Regions from separate parts of the Homo sapiens genome. Here region 1 is linked to region 2. A link is a contact called in ENCODE Hi-C or POLR2A ChIA-PET data. All regions are on one chromosome and are shown on one strand. The core of a region is the stretch at or near the end of the contact, and the rest is flanking DNA. Distances in the headings are between cores, read along the strand shown. Region 1 has its middle 17 kb from the start of IRGC. Region 2 holds the start of LYPD3 (LY6/PLAUR domain containing 3).

Region 1 (6,432 bases), core at 3,629-6,128, 240 kb after region 2:
GGCTGAGGCAGGAGAATTGCTTGAACCCGGGAGGCAGAGGTTGCGGTGAGCCAAGATCACACCACTTCACTCCAGCCTGGGTGACAGAGTGAGACTCCGTCTCAAAAAAAAAAAATTGTTAAGAAAGCCACACATGATGGTTTATGCCTGTAATCCCAGCACTTAGGGAGGCCAAGGCAGGAGAATCACTTGAGGCCAGAAGTTCAAGACCAGCCTGGGCAACATAGTGAGACTCCCCCCATCTCTATTTTTTTAAAAAAAACATTAAGAGGGTATATTTTATACAGTGTGATTTTCAAAAAAAAAATCACAATTGAAAAAAAGCTTCTTGGATTAGACAAGTATTTGTTATTTCTCACAATTCTGCAGCTGACTGGGCTCAGCTGGGCAGTTCTTCTGCTCTAAGTGGTAAAGGCTGAGGTCACTTATGTGATTGCATTCAGCTGGGAGCTTGACTGCACCTGGAATGTTTAAGACAGCTGGGGAGAGCCTCGCTCCTCTGAGCTCTCACTAGTCAGTTTCCTAGCTTGAGCTTCCTTATAGTACGGTGGCCGGCTTCTGAGAAGGAAGAAGTGGGAACAACCAGGCCTTCTAAGGGATAGACCCAGAACTGTCACAGTGTCACTTCTGCCACAGTCTATTGGTCAGAGCAAATCCCAAGGCAGGCTCAGATTTAAGGGGTGACGTAACAGATTCCACCTCTTGATGAGAGAGTGGCAAGATTATGTTGCACAAGAGCATGCAGGATGGGAGATACAGTTGTGGCCATCTTGGTATCTACTACAACACTCTGGGCAGGCAGCCCCACTTAAGGCTCCTGTCACTCTCTCCCCATAGAAGGAAAAGTGGACTCTTCTGTAAACGGGAAGAGGAGTTGAACTTGAAACCGGCTCTTTGCTATCTTTTTACAGCATAAAGAGACATAGTAAAGATAGTGTTCCAGGCTCCAGTTCTGGACATTTCTGGGATCTTAGAGAAGTTTCTTACTAAGTCCATGAGGTGCTCATAGACAGGGTGGGGAGACCTCACAGATACAGAGCCACCCTATTAATTGAAACCCTAAGGAGAGAAGGCAGGGGATCATGGAAGGCTTTCTGAACTATGTGATTTTTAACTGTTGTTGTTGTTTTGAGACAAGGTCTCACTCTGTCACCCAGGGTGGAGTGCAGTGGCACAACCTTGGATCACTGCAGCCTTGACCTCCTGGGCTCAAGCGACCCTCCCAAGTAGGTGGGACTGCATCACTATGCCTGGCTAATTTTATTTTATTTTTTGTAGAGGCGGGGGGTCCCACTATATTGGCCAGGCTGGTCTTGAACTCCTGGGCTCAAGTGATCCTCCTGTCCCAAAGTGCTGGGATTACAGGCATGAACAATTGCCCCAAGCCTGAACTTAATGTGTCTTAATGAACAATGACCAGCTTTGGATGTATTATGGGGAGATCTCAGGCAGAGTGAATGCCATCAGGGAAATACTCAGAGAGATTTGGGGAGTTCGGTTGGGTGGTGGGTTGTGATTGCCTTTCCTCACTAGCCTGGCCTCCATCTCTCTCCAGGCTTTGGCGAAGGTAACCCTGTCTCCTGGAGAAACGGTTTCTGCGTGACCTCCAAGGACTGCAAATTTGGCAACTCCATCTATGCCCTGACCTATGGTGTTGGCTTTGGCTTCTGCGTCAACACCACCTGTTGCCAAGGCAACTACCAGGAGCCCACCCCTCTCGGTATGCTGTCACCAGAAAGCAGTCAGATGGGTGGCCAAGGAGGTGGTGGGTGACTCTGGAGGCAGAGTTGAGGAAGGAATGCAGGAAGGAACATCACTCAACCCCAACCAGGCTGCCCTCAGGCACCCTGATCCCAGCTTGGGAGGAAATCCCACCAAGGTCATGACAATATTAAGTTCGTGACAATGTGGTAGAGCCTAGGAGTGCACTCGGGGCCCCGGGAGGTCCTGAGATTCCTTCTGACTGACCTTCATCCTCTTCTACACAGCAGCTCATCTGGCCTCACACACCCTGAGTGAGATATTGTGTCCTACATGTCCTGGGAGCTACTTGGAGCCCTGCAATTCCTCCTTCTACATGCAGTGTCCCAGTGGGGAATCTGAGTGTGTCCAGCTGGACCTAACGTCTGAAGAAGGTAATGGGGACAGCACATGTGTGTGTGTGTGTGTGTGTGTGAAGAAGGTAATGGGGACAGCATGTGTGTGTGTGTGCACATGTGTGTGTGCACGAGTGAGCCTTAGCACGTTAGATTTGGATACTGGTGTGCTTGAGTTTGGAGTCTCCCCTCCACCCTTTACTCTGTGTAGCTCAAGGCAAGTGACTTTATCTCTTTGAGCCTCTGTTTTCTCTTCTGGTAATTGGGGATGGTAGACACACACCTTGAAGGGCGTTGTGAGGACAAAGTGAACTCATGAGGGAGGTGACAGAGTAAAGGGCATAAGAACAGGACTCTAGGGCCAGGCTGCCTGGGTTCAAATGCTGAATCCACCACCTGAGCTGGGTGACCTTGACCAGGTGACTTTGCCTCTCTGTGCCTCAATTTCTCCATCTGTAAAAGGGGATAACTTGGTATGCAACAAGTTCTTTAAAAAACAGGGGAGGGCCGGACGTGGTGGCTCACACCTGTAATCCCAGCACTTTGGGAGGCCAAGGCGGGCGGATCACGAGGTCAGGAGATCGAGACCATCCTGGCTAACATGGTGAAACCCCATCTCTACTAAAAATACAAAAAATTGGCCGGGCGTGGTGGCAGGTGCCTGTAGCCCCAGCTACTCAGGAGGCTGAGGAAGGAGAATGGCGTGAACCCGGGAGGCGGAGCTTGCAGTGAGCCGAGATGGCGCCACTGCACTCCAGCCTGGGCGACAAAGCGAGATCCCGTCTCAGAAAAAAAAAATAAATAAAATTAAAAAACTGAAAAAAATAAAAGATCTTTGGACTCAAACAGACCTGGGTTTGTGGTGTGGATTCACAATTTATCTGCAGTGTAGTCTTGGACAAGTTTCATAACCTCGTCTCAAAAAAAAAAAAAGAAAAAACAACAACAAAACGGGAATAACAACAGTCGCTAAGTCCTAAGACTGTTGTGAGAATTGAATAAGATAATCCACTAAACTATATCAGTGCTTTCTGAAAGAAATGTAATGTAAGACACGTGTGTAATTTAAAATTTTCTGGGCCAGGTGTGGTAGCTCACACCTGTAATCCCAGCTCTCTAGGAGGCCAGGATCGCTTGAGCCTGGAAGTTTGAGACCAGCCTGGGCAACAGAGGCAGACCCTATCTCTACAAAAAATTTTCAAAATAATTAGCTGGGCCTGGTGCTACGGCCTGCAGTCGCAGCTACTCAGGAGGCTGGGGTGGGAGGATCACCAGAGCCCAGGAGGTCGAGGCTGCAGTGAGCTGTGATTGTGCCACTGCACTCCAGCCTGGGTGACAGAGCGAGACTCTGTCTCATTTTTTTAAAAAAAGTTTTTAAAAAAGGAAACAAACATTGCACACGAGTGAAAACACACCTGTAACATACGTGTAAGGTAGAAAGAGTGACAACGAGAGAGAGACAGCCGTGACCAGCTCCCAGCTCAAAGAAAAGAACATTCCTGATGAGCTTTCACGAAGGACATGGACTCGAGGGGCTCGCGGGCCCTGTGCGTGTGCAAGGCGCGCGCGTGTGCGCTTGGGTGCGCGCGGGGGTGGCCTTCTGCCTGCGCGCGCCCCCACGTCCCCTCCTTGCACCCTGTCTCCGTCTCGGCAGGCGGCCGGAACGTGAACGTACGCGGCTGCGGCTCCCGAGACCTGTGCAGCGCCCTGGACTGGACCCACGGGCTCTCTGTGCTCCCAAGACACTGGCTGTCGAGCCACTGCAGCCCCCACCGCCGCGCCGTCCTAGAGTCCCACTGCCGCTCGGGCGCCGCGCCCGGCCTCCGCCTCTCCCTCCCGGTTCTGGTGGTAGTCCTGGCAACCGCGACGCTGTGCTAAGGAATCCCGCCTGGACCACCCCGCCGCCCGGGAGGCCCCCTCCACCTGCTTGTTCGGCACGTCGCTAGATGGTGCCCTGGCTCCCCTCTGCTGGGGCAATGCGGAGACCTGGAAGCCTCTGGTGAGAAACTCAGGAAGCAGGGATGAGCTTCCTCCCTCAGACTAGCGTTTCCCAAAGCCAGACCTTCTGCTCCAGACTCAGGGCTTACTCAAGGCTAAGTCCTCTTTCCTCACACCAGGGTCCCAAAGGCCATGCCTCCATCAGCCTAGGGTGTGTCTTCCCCGCTCAGACTAAGGCCACTCACCTGCTGCTGAGATCAGGCGTCTGCTCAACTAAGTTGGGGCGGGGCGCTATACCTCCCCCCTCAGATTAGCACCTTCCCCAAGGCCAAACCTCCTCCCTCAGAAGAGGGCTGTTCTTCTTCCTCAAGTTACTAAGCCTCCTTCTTCAAACGAGGGGATACCCAATATCCGGCTGCTCCCAGACACCAGGGATGTGTCTCTTCTCCCACACATTGACAAGCAACTTCTCTTTTGTTCTCCCTGTTTGGGGTCTAGCAAAATCCTGGGCAGCCAAGGCGGGGCTTGAGGATCCGATACACCCTCTTCCAAGGTTTTCAGAGCAGCCTCCTCCACCCCCACCATGGGCCAAGACGGGGCAGGGGGCATGGGTGGGGTGAGGAGCCCCTCTTCTGTGTGGGCCCAATCTCCCAGCTGTAACCAGATCTGAATGAATCACATCTCACAATGCCAAGTGGTTTGAGTTTCCTTTTTCTGAAGTTTTAGCCTCAAAGAGGGCCCTGATGTGGTCCTCTCTCCTCTGAGGCCAGGGGAGGTTAAGTTACTTCAACTGGTGAACCTGGAGGGGACAAACCGACAACAGTGTCTGGCCAGGGTGGGCATAAGACCAAATGCTGCATCTGGAACTGAACTCAGAGGATTGAGCGGAGAAGTGAAACTGGGTTGCTCACCACAGGCAGAATGCCAGGAACCATTTGCTTTCTGCTGAAAGTGGCTGAGCGCAGTGGTTCACGCCTGTAATCCCAGTGCCTGGGGGCTATGACAGTGGGAGGGAGGGCTACCTAAGAAATCACTCCAGGCCATGCACCAGACAGATTAGGCGGCGTGGCTCTAGGGGGCTTGAAAGAGACCGCCCCCGCCAGGCGCAGTGGCTCCCGCCTGTAATCCCAGCACTTTGGGAGGCCGAGGCCGGCAGATTACTTGAGGTCAGGAGTTTGAGACCAGCCTGGCCAATAGGACGAAACCCGTCTCTACTAAAAATACAAAAACTTAGCCGGGCATGGTGGCGAGTGCCTGTGTTCCCAGTCACTCAGGAAGCTGAGGCAGGAGAATCACTTGAACCTGGGAGGCGGAGGTTGCAGTGAGCTGAGATTGCGTCACTGCACTCCAGCCTGGGCAACAAAGCGAGACTCCGTCTCAAAAACAAAAACTGAAAGTAACAGAAAGCCCAACCGAAAGAATAGAAACAATTCATTTAACATTCATCTAACAAATCTTTATCAGTCACAAGCTATGTATTCTTTTGTAAATGAGACACTGGCGATACAGACAAAATTCTGTGCTCTTATGGAAGTGGTATTTTAGTGGAGGAGACACATAATAAATAAATATCACATATCGTACATCACATATCAGTGAGTACTAGGAAGGAAACAGTGCGGGGAAGGAGAATGGGGAACGCTGCCAAAGAGATATGATCTTATACATGGTGAGTAAGAGCCTCAGTAAGGTGACGTAAGTAAAGACCTAATTGAGGAAGTAAAGACCTACGTGGGGCAAGGGAGAAGGCCATGCAGTTGTCTGAGGTGGGGGAGGAGGACATTCCAGGCAGAGGGAACTGGAAAGGCAAAGGCTCCAAGGCAGATGCAGTAAGAAACAGTTAATGTGGGTCAGACGCAGTGGTTCATGCCTGTAATCACAGTGTGATTTTGGGAGGCTGAGGTAGGAGGATTGCTTGAGGCCAGGAGTTCAAGACCAGCCTGGGCAATATAGCAAGATCCCATCTCTACAAAACATTGAAAAGTTAGCCTAGCATGGTGGTGGACTACAGGTATAGCTGTAGTCCCAGCTGGTCAGGAGATCAAGACCATCCTGGCTAACATGGTGAAACCCCGTCTCTACTAAAAATACAAAAAAAAAAAAATATTAGCCAGGCGTGGTGGTGGGCACCTGTAGTCCCAGCTACTCGGGAGGCTGAGGCAGGAGAATGGCGTGAACCTGGGAGGTGGAGCTTGCAGTGAGCCAAGATCGCGCCACTGCACTCCAGCCTGGGCGACAAAGTGAGACTCCGTCTCAGGAAAAAAAAAAAAATTAAAATAAAAAAATTGAAAAAAAATAAAAGATCTTTAGACTCAAACAGACCTGGGTTTGTGGTGTGGATTCACAATTTATCTGCAGTGTAGTCTTGGACAAGTTTCATAACATCTCTGAGCCTTGT
Region 2 (6,497 bases), core at 2,739-5,238:
AAGTGGTGACAGATGTGGTTGAGGCCACAGTCGTGGGCTCTGGAGGGGGCAGCCGGACAAGGGGTGGGATTCGAGGGGAGAAGTAGGTCTTGTTGCGGAGGTCAGAGTTACAGCGGGACCCCTGGCAACAGGAGCCACTGAGCGTGAACCCTGGGCCTGTTACTCCATCCCGAGTGCAGAATTCATCCTGGACACAGCCCCGGACAGGCAAGGACACAGTCACATTAGCTGCAGGAAGGAGACACAGATAGGTCAGTGGCTGGAGGGAGAGAGGTTGACATGGCCAGAACAAAACTTAGAGGCATCAGACAAGAACAGAGAACCTGACCGGGCGTGGTGGCTCACGCCTGTAATCCCAGCACTTTGGGAAGCCGAGGCAGGTGGATCACTGGGCAACAGAGTGAGACTCTGTCTTGCAAAAAAAAAAAAGAACAGAGAACCCCCAAAATGAGACAGAAAGTCTCTGCATCCATTAATCCCAAAATCTCAACTCAGGTCCTACTATGAGAAACAGACAGACTCACTGTCTTTGGCACATGGTGGATTAACATTTTCCATTGTGCTTTGAATGGAAATGTGTGTAGGCTGAACCAAAAGTAGGGTTTAAAACAAAGGCTTAGACTGAGATACAAGACCTCTCACAAGACCACAGTGCAGAACAAACTTCCTCTACAACCCTCTCACCATTATCCCCTTAGCCTTCACCCTGGCTTTTACCTCCCCATCAGAATTTACTCTTAGAGTCAGAGTTACATCTCCACACCAGGCTCAGTGGTTCACGGCTGTAATCCCAGCACTCTGGGAGACCTAGGCAGGGGGATCTCTTAGCCCAAGAGTTCAATACCAGCCTGGGTAACATGGCAAGACCCCACTGTTACCAAAAATAAAAGGAACCAGTCGTGGCGGTGCACCCTGTAGTCCCAGCTACTTGGGAGGCTGAGGCGGGAGGACTGCTTGAGCCCAAGAGGTAGAGGCTGCAGTGAGCTATGATTGCGCCACTACACTCCAGGCTAGGCGATAGAGCAAGATGCTGTCTTTAAAAAAAAATAGTAATAATAAAATAAAAAAGAACTACATCTTCCATAGCATAACTGGCAGGGGATGGGATTTGAAGAACTTCATTTTCCATGGTTACATTTCTCAATAGTCTGGGACAGGCGGGGGACCCCTTGAGTTTTAAGGGCTAAGAACTAGAGATTCCCCGCAGTGCCTGGGCAGAAGCTTAGAGGCTTAAATACCTCTTAAGTACCTGGCAGCCCTCTATGGAAATGCATTTCCCTCCAAAACACTCTGGGACAAAGCATCACTATCCCCACACTATTAATATGTTGGGGGAAGGGACTGCATTTTCCATGATGCCCTACGATACAAGCACCTAGGCCCCACGATTCCCAGAATGCGTCGCAGGTTAAGGAAACGCTTTGGGTAAAGGGCTCCCTACCGCCCAGGGTGCTTCAGAAGGGCTACCACAACTCCCGTAGGTCCCGTGCTCCGGGGCTCCCTCACCTGCCGTCAAGGTGACGTTGCCGTCGAAGCAGCCCTTGTAGACATGATCGCTGGCGTTGTAGCAGCTCACGACCGGCGGCGATGTACCCTGGCACGCCTCCCGGCTCAGGCCCACACAGCTGTAGCACTCCACGCCGTTGGGCGGGTATGCACTCTCATTACCTGCGAGGGGAGCCGAGAGGAAGAAAAGGTGTCGAAAGGGTTCGGGAACCGCAGCTCGTCCTCTAGCCCCGCCCCTAAGGCCTGGCCCCGGCACTATCGATGACCCCGCCTACTAGTAGCCCCGCCCCAGCGCGCAACCTCGCGGCGCCTACAGCCAGAAAGTCCCTCCTGCTGCCTCTTGGCCCCGCCCCAGAGTGTGACCCCACCCCCAGCCCAGGTCGAGTACTCCCGCCTCTGCCACGGCTCCACCTCTATCTTGGCAGGCCCGAATGTGGCTCCGCCCCCGCAGCTACGGCCCGGCCCCCACGGACCTGCCGGGTCGAGCGCCCGCGAGGTGAGGTTGAGCTTGGCGTTGCAGCGATCCTGAGCGCATTGCTGCAGCTGGATGAACGCCAGAAGCCCGTGAAGATCCAGGCCGCGGTCATTCTTGCCGGGGAGTCCCGAACCGCAACCCCGCACTGCCAGCGAGAATTGTCCGTGGACTAGGGAGAGGGACAAGGGCGGGATTAGCTGTGGGCGTGGTCTCAGATGGGGCGTGGCCCAGAGTTGGGTAGGGTCTGGGAGGGGCGGGGCCTCAAATAGGCCAACACCACAGGACCGACAGGCAGGAATTGGCGGATGGACGCCCCCAAAGAGCCGCTCAGAGCGGAAAGAACGACCGAAGCAGGGAGGAGCGGGGTCACGGAACGGGGGCGGAACCTCAAAGAGCTGAGTCGGAGGAGACAGCCTGGTTGACAGGCAGGGATGGGGAGGTCTCATTGGTGGAGCAGAAAAAGTGCATAGGACGTGACCTCGTTCCAAACCCGAGCTCTCCCCGTCCGCCCCACCCAGTTCTCAACTCTCTGCTCCTCGCGCTTGTAATTGTTAATAGAGAAGGCCTGGCCTGCAAGGCTGTGTCGTAGGGTCCCGGCCAGGCTGAAAGGGAGGGGTGGGGCCGCGTTAAAGGGGCGTGGCCAGATCCAGAAAGGACTATAAGGAGGCGGGGCTGGGCCGGAGGAGCCTGCAGTGGTGTGCGTGGCCCGGGGGTCCCCACTCACTGGTCTCCACCGCCCCCACGGCCTCGGTGCAGACGTCCACGCCCGGCGCGCACTTCACTGTCTTCATCTTGTTCGGGGAGCATCCGTCATCTGCTTTCTGCACGCAGCTGTAGCACTCCAGGGCCTGCGCTCCTGGGGGAGCGGAGCCGAATAGACCTGAGCCCTCCTTGCTAAAGCGTCCACCCCCAAGGAGAAATAGTCCTTCCCATGCCCTCTGTCCCGGGATTAGACAGTCTTATTGCACACACTTTTCCAGGGCAGGAGTAGGGAAAAGCTTTCCACAAATCTGGAAGCACGGGAATCACTGGACCCTTTTCCTTCACACCCACTATGCCAACTGTGGGCACATCCTTCCGACAGCCCTGTATGCCCACTGTAGGCGATCCCCGCCATGAAGCCCCTCATCCCGGGGTAGGAAGGATACCTCCTCACGGTTTTCTGCTCAGAATGAGAGAACTTTTCCCACAGTGTGTGGGAGAACTTTTCCCACAGTAGACTGTGCTCAGTGAGGGATCCCTTCCCACAGCCCCCTTCTGCTCAAATGAGAGAACACTACCCACAGCTTCTCTGCCCAGGACAGGGAACACTTTTTTCTTTTTTTCTTTTTTTCTTTTTTTTTTTTTTGAGACGGAGTCTCGCTCTGTCGCCAGGCTGGAGTGCAGTGGCGCAATCTCGGCTCACTGCAACCTCCCCTCCTGGATTCAAACGATTCTCCTGCCTCAGCCTCCCGAGTAGCTGGGACTACAGGCTCGCGCTACCGCGCCCAGCTAATTTTTGTATTTTTAGTAGAGACAGGGTTTCACCATGTTGGCCAGGCTGGTCTCGATCGTTTGACCTCATGATCCGCCTGCCTCGGCCTCCCAAAGTGCTGAGATTACAGGCATGAACCACCGCGCCCGGCCTAGGAACAGGGGACTTCTTTCTGCAGCTTCAGGATAGGAAAATTTTGCCCACAGCTCCCCTTGTCCGTGGTGGGGAACCCTTCCTACGGCCCATGGTGGAGGACCCTTCCCTCTGCCTCCCTTGCTTAGGATGGGGGAACTTTGCCCACAGTGCCCTCTGCTTATGTGGGGATCCTTCCCACAGCCTTCTCTGTACGGGGCCAGAGGAGCCTCCTCCCTAAGAGCCCCCACTCTACCCCCTCCACCTCTCCGGGCAGCAGACCCACCTCCGCGAAGCAGCAGCAGCAGCAGCCAGCCTGCAGTCCAGATCATGGCCTGGGCACCTGCTTTCCTGGCGGGGTCCATGGCTCCGTCCTGCTCCCTTGGCGTCCCCCCTGGATGTGCCGCCTCCGAGCTCGGGCCCTCTTACCTGAGCCCAGGATGAGTAACCTCGCCCCAGGCAACCCCAGCCTTGCCCAACCGGGCCAACTCAGCGTCGGCTGTGGGGCGGGGCCCCGCCCCTAGGCGCGTCATCCAAGGGAGAGCGGTCCCTGCCCTGTGAAGTTGCCAAGGAGGGAAAGGGTGGGAGCTGAGGTTCCCTGACAGCTCGCGGGAGAAAGTCTGTGTGTGTTTGGAGTGGGAGAGTAGTGGGGCTTAAAGACAGGCTGGGGCTACTCGACATTCAGTGTTCGGTAACTGTTAAATGAGCATCTACAGTGTGCCCGGCTTTGGTCTAGGTAATGCTGGAGATGAAGACAGAACCAGTGCCTGTCCTGGCAGAGCTCACAGTCTGATGGGGGAGACAGATGCTAATCAAATAATCGTACAAATTGGTGTTTACCAAAGAGACTAAGACACTGAAGGAAAAAGTGTAGTGATACAAGGAGATGTGCAGTCTAGAAGTGGGGGCTGGTCGGTGAGGGCTTCCTTGAGGTTATCTGAGATGCAACCTCAAGGGCATGCAGGATGTAGCCAGCTAGAGCAGGTCAAGAGAGGGACACAGCCCTTTACAAGCAGAGGGAACAGCACGTGGGAGCACCTGGAGGTAGGAGGTAGGATGGACCATTCAAACATGGAAAGGAGAGCAGTGCTCCTGAGCTCAGAAGTCCATGAGAGAAGGGCAGGAACTGAGATGAAAGAGTCAGGCAGAGGCCGAGACACTCAGGGCATCAGAGGCCCCGACAAGAGATTTGGATTAATTTTGAGAATAGTAGAGAACCTTTAAGAGGGTCTAAATGAGCTGGAGGACATAATAGATTTGCTTCCTAATATGATCAACCTGAGAAATAGTGCAGCTAGCCATCAAGAAGTAAATGGAGGCCGGGCGCGGTGGCTCATGCCTGTAATCCCAGCAATTTGGGAGGCCGAGCTGGGTGGATCACTTGAGATCAGGAGTTTGAGACCAGCCTGGGCAACATGGCGAAACCTCATCTCTATTAAAAAAAAATAATAAATTTAAAAAAATTAGCCAGGTGCAGTGGCGTGCACCTGCTGTCCCAGCTACTCGGAAGGGTAGGGCAGGAGAATCACTTGAGCCCAGGAGGTGGAGGTTGCAGTGAGCTGAGATCACGCCACTGCACTCCAGCCTGGGCAACAGAGTGAGACCCTGTCTCAAAAAAAAAAATTTAAAAATTTAAAAATTAAAAAAAAGTAAATGGATCTGAGAGTAGGATATATGATTTTAAAAAAGGAAAAAGAAAAAGAAGTGAATGGCAAAAGAGAGTGGTTGGTTCGGCCAATGGAATACTACACAGCAATAGAAAAGATCCAACACCTGATATATGCAGCAACATATCTCAAAAACTTTGTGTTGGGGCCAGGCACAGTGGCTCACACCTGTAATCCCAGCACTTTGAGACACCAAGGTGGGAGGATCACTTGAACCCAGGGGTTTTGAGACCAGGCTGTGCAACATAGTGAGATCCCATCTCATTTTATTTTAAAAAAAGAAAAAACTTGGTGTTGAGTTTAGAAAGCCTTAAACAAACAAACAAAACATACTGTGTAACTGAATATATATGAAGTTTCAGAACAGACAAAACTAACCAGTGGTGATAGAAATCAGAACACATGTTACCTTTGGGAGGGCATGGCCCCAGAAGGAGCAACAGGGAGGAGCCCCCACGATCTTCATCTAGGTGACAGCTGCATGTGTGTACAGATACGTTGAGAATCACTGACTCAGGCCTGTCACTGGACGTATGTTATTCTTCAATAAAAACAAGGTAAAGAATGTCACTGTGGACTCTGTGTAAAAAAGGAAAATGACTCTAGAAGGGGTGAGAGAGAAGGCCAGGAAACCAACAGGGGGCCGTGTAGTTTTCCATGGAAGAAAGAGAAAAACAGCCCCTAACAGCTGGGAGTTGGCCTGACACACATAGTGAGGCCATGGAGTTCAACTGCGCCTAGATAATTTCACAGAGCACCAACCTGGACAAGGCCACACTGCGACAGTAAAGGATCAAGAAACAAATCAATAGCCTGGGCAACACAGCGAAACCTCGTCTCTACTGAAAATACAAAAAATTAGCTGGGCGTGGGGGTGTGCACCTATAATCCCAGCTACTTGAGAGGCTGAGCTGGGAGAATCACCCGAGCCTGGGAGGTTGAGGCTGCAGTGAGCTGAGATTGCGACACTGCACTCCAGCTTGGGCAACCAGAGTGAGACCCTGTCTCAAAAAAACAAAAAACAAAGAAAAACAAAATCAAGACCAATCCATAGCCATGTCTGAACACAGAAACAAACAAGGTCATTGTGCAAACCGCAGAATGACTAAGCATCCCCATATCCTGGCTAATATAAATGACTGCTTATATTATATTAAAGTTACAACTTTAACCTCACTTTATTTCTCCTGCCTCATAAATGAGATTTATGCAAATGCCCAACCACAGCATTACTCCTCCTCTG

The links. Hi-C counts contacts between places; a loop is a spot of excess contacts on that map. ChIA-PET counts read pairs that join two places held with the same protein, here RNA polymerase II (POLR2A). Pooled maps may share reads with other maps.
Region 1: a loop to region 2 is called in a pooled map, with 6 times the contacts of the local background. The contact joins the enhancer-like site here to the promoter of LYPD3 in region 2. A Hi-C loop is called at or near these places in 6 of 50 pooled maps. POLR2A ChIA-PET finds 5 or more read pairs at or near these places in 3 of 52 experiments (H1, WTC11 and activated naive CD4-positive, alpha-beta T cell).

The regions. Positions count from the first base shown.
Region 1 is chr19:43,695,798-43,702,229 of GRCh38, forward strand. It overlaps the pseudogene LOC105372412. Among named protein-coding and RNA genes, the nearest start is that of IRGC, 17 kb to the right of the region's middle. RefSeq lists enhancers at 4,647-5,147, 5,506-5,555, 5,566-5,615, 5,706-5,765. Within about 2 kb of position 4,879, at least 35 of the 41 ENCODE cell types and tissues checked have a DNase peak (open chromatin) inside an H3K27ac peak, as active enhancers do.
Region 2 is chr19:43,461,620-43,468,116 of GRCh38, forward strand. It overlaps LYPD3 (LY6/PLAUR domain containing 3), which reads right to left and starts at 3,989. Exons shown (of 5, transcript NM_014400.3): 1 at 3,874-3,989; 2 at 2,706-2,837; 3 at 1,980-2,150; 4 at 1,507-1,668; 5 at 1-228. The coding sequence starts at 3,952. RefSeq lists enhancers at 1,518-1,577, 1,608-1,657, 2,210-2,741 and a silencer at 1,808-1,967.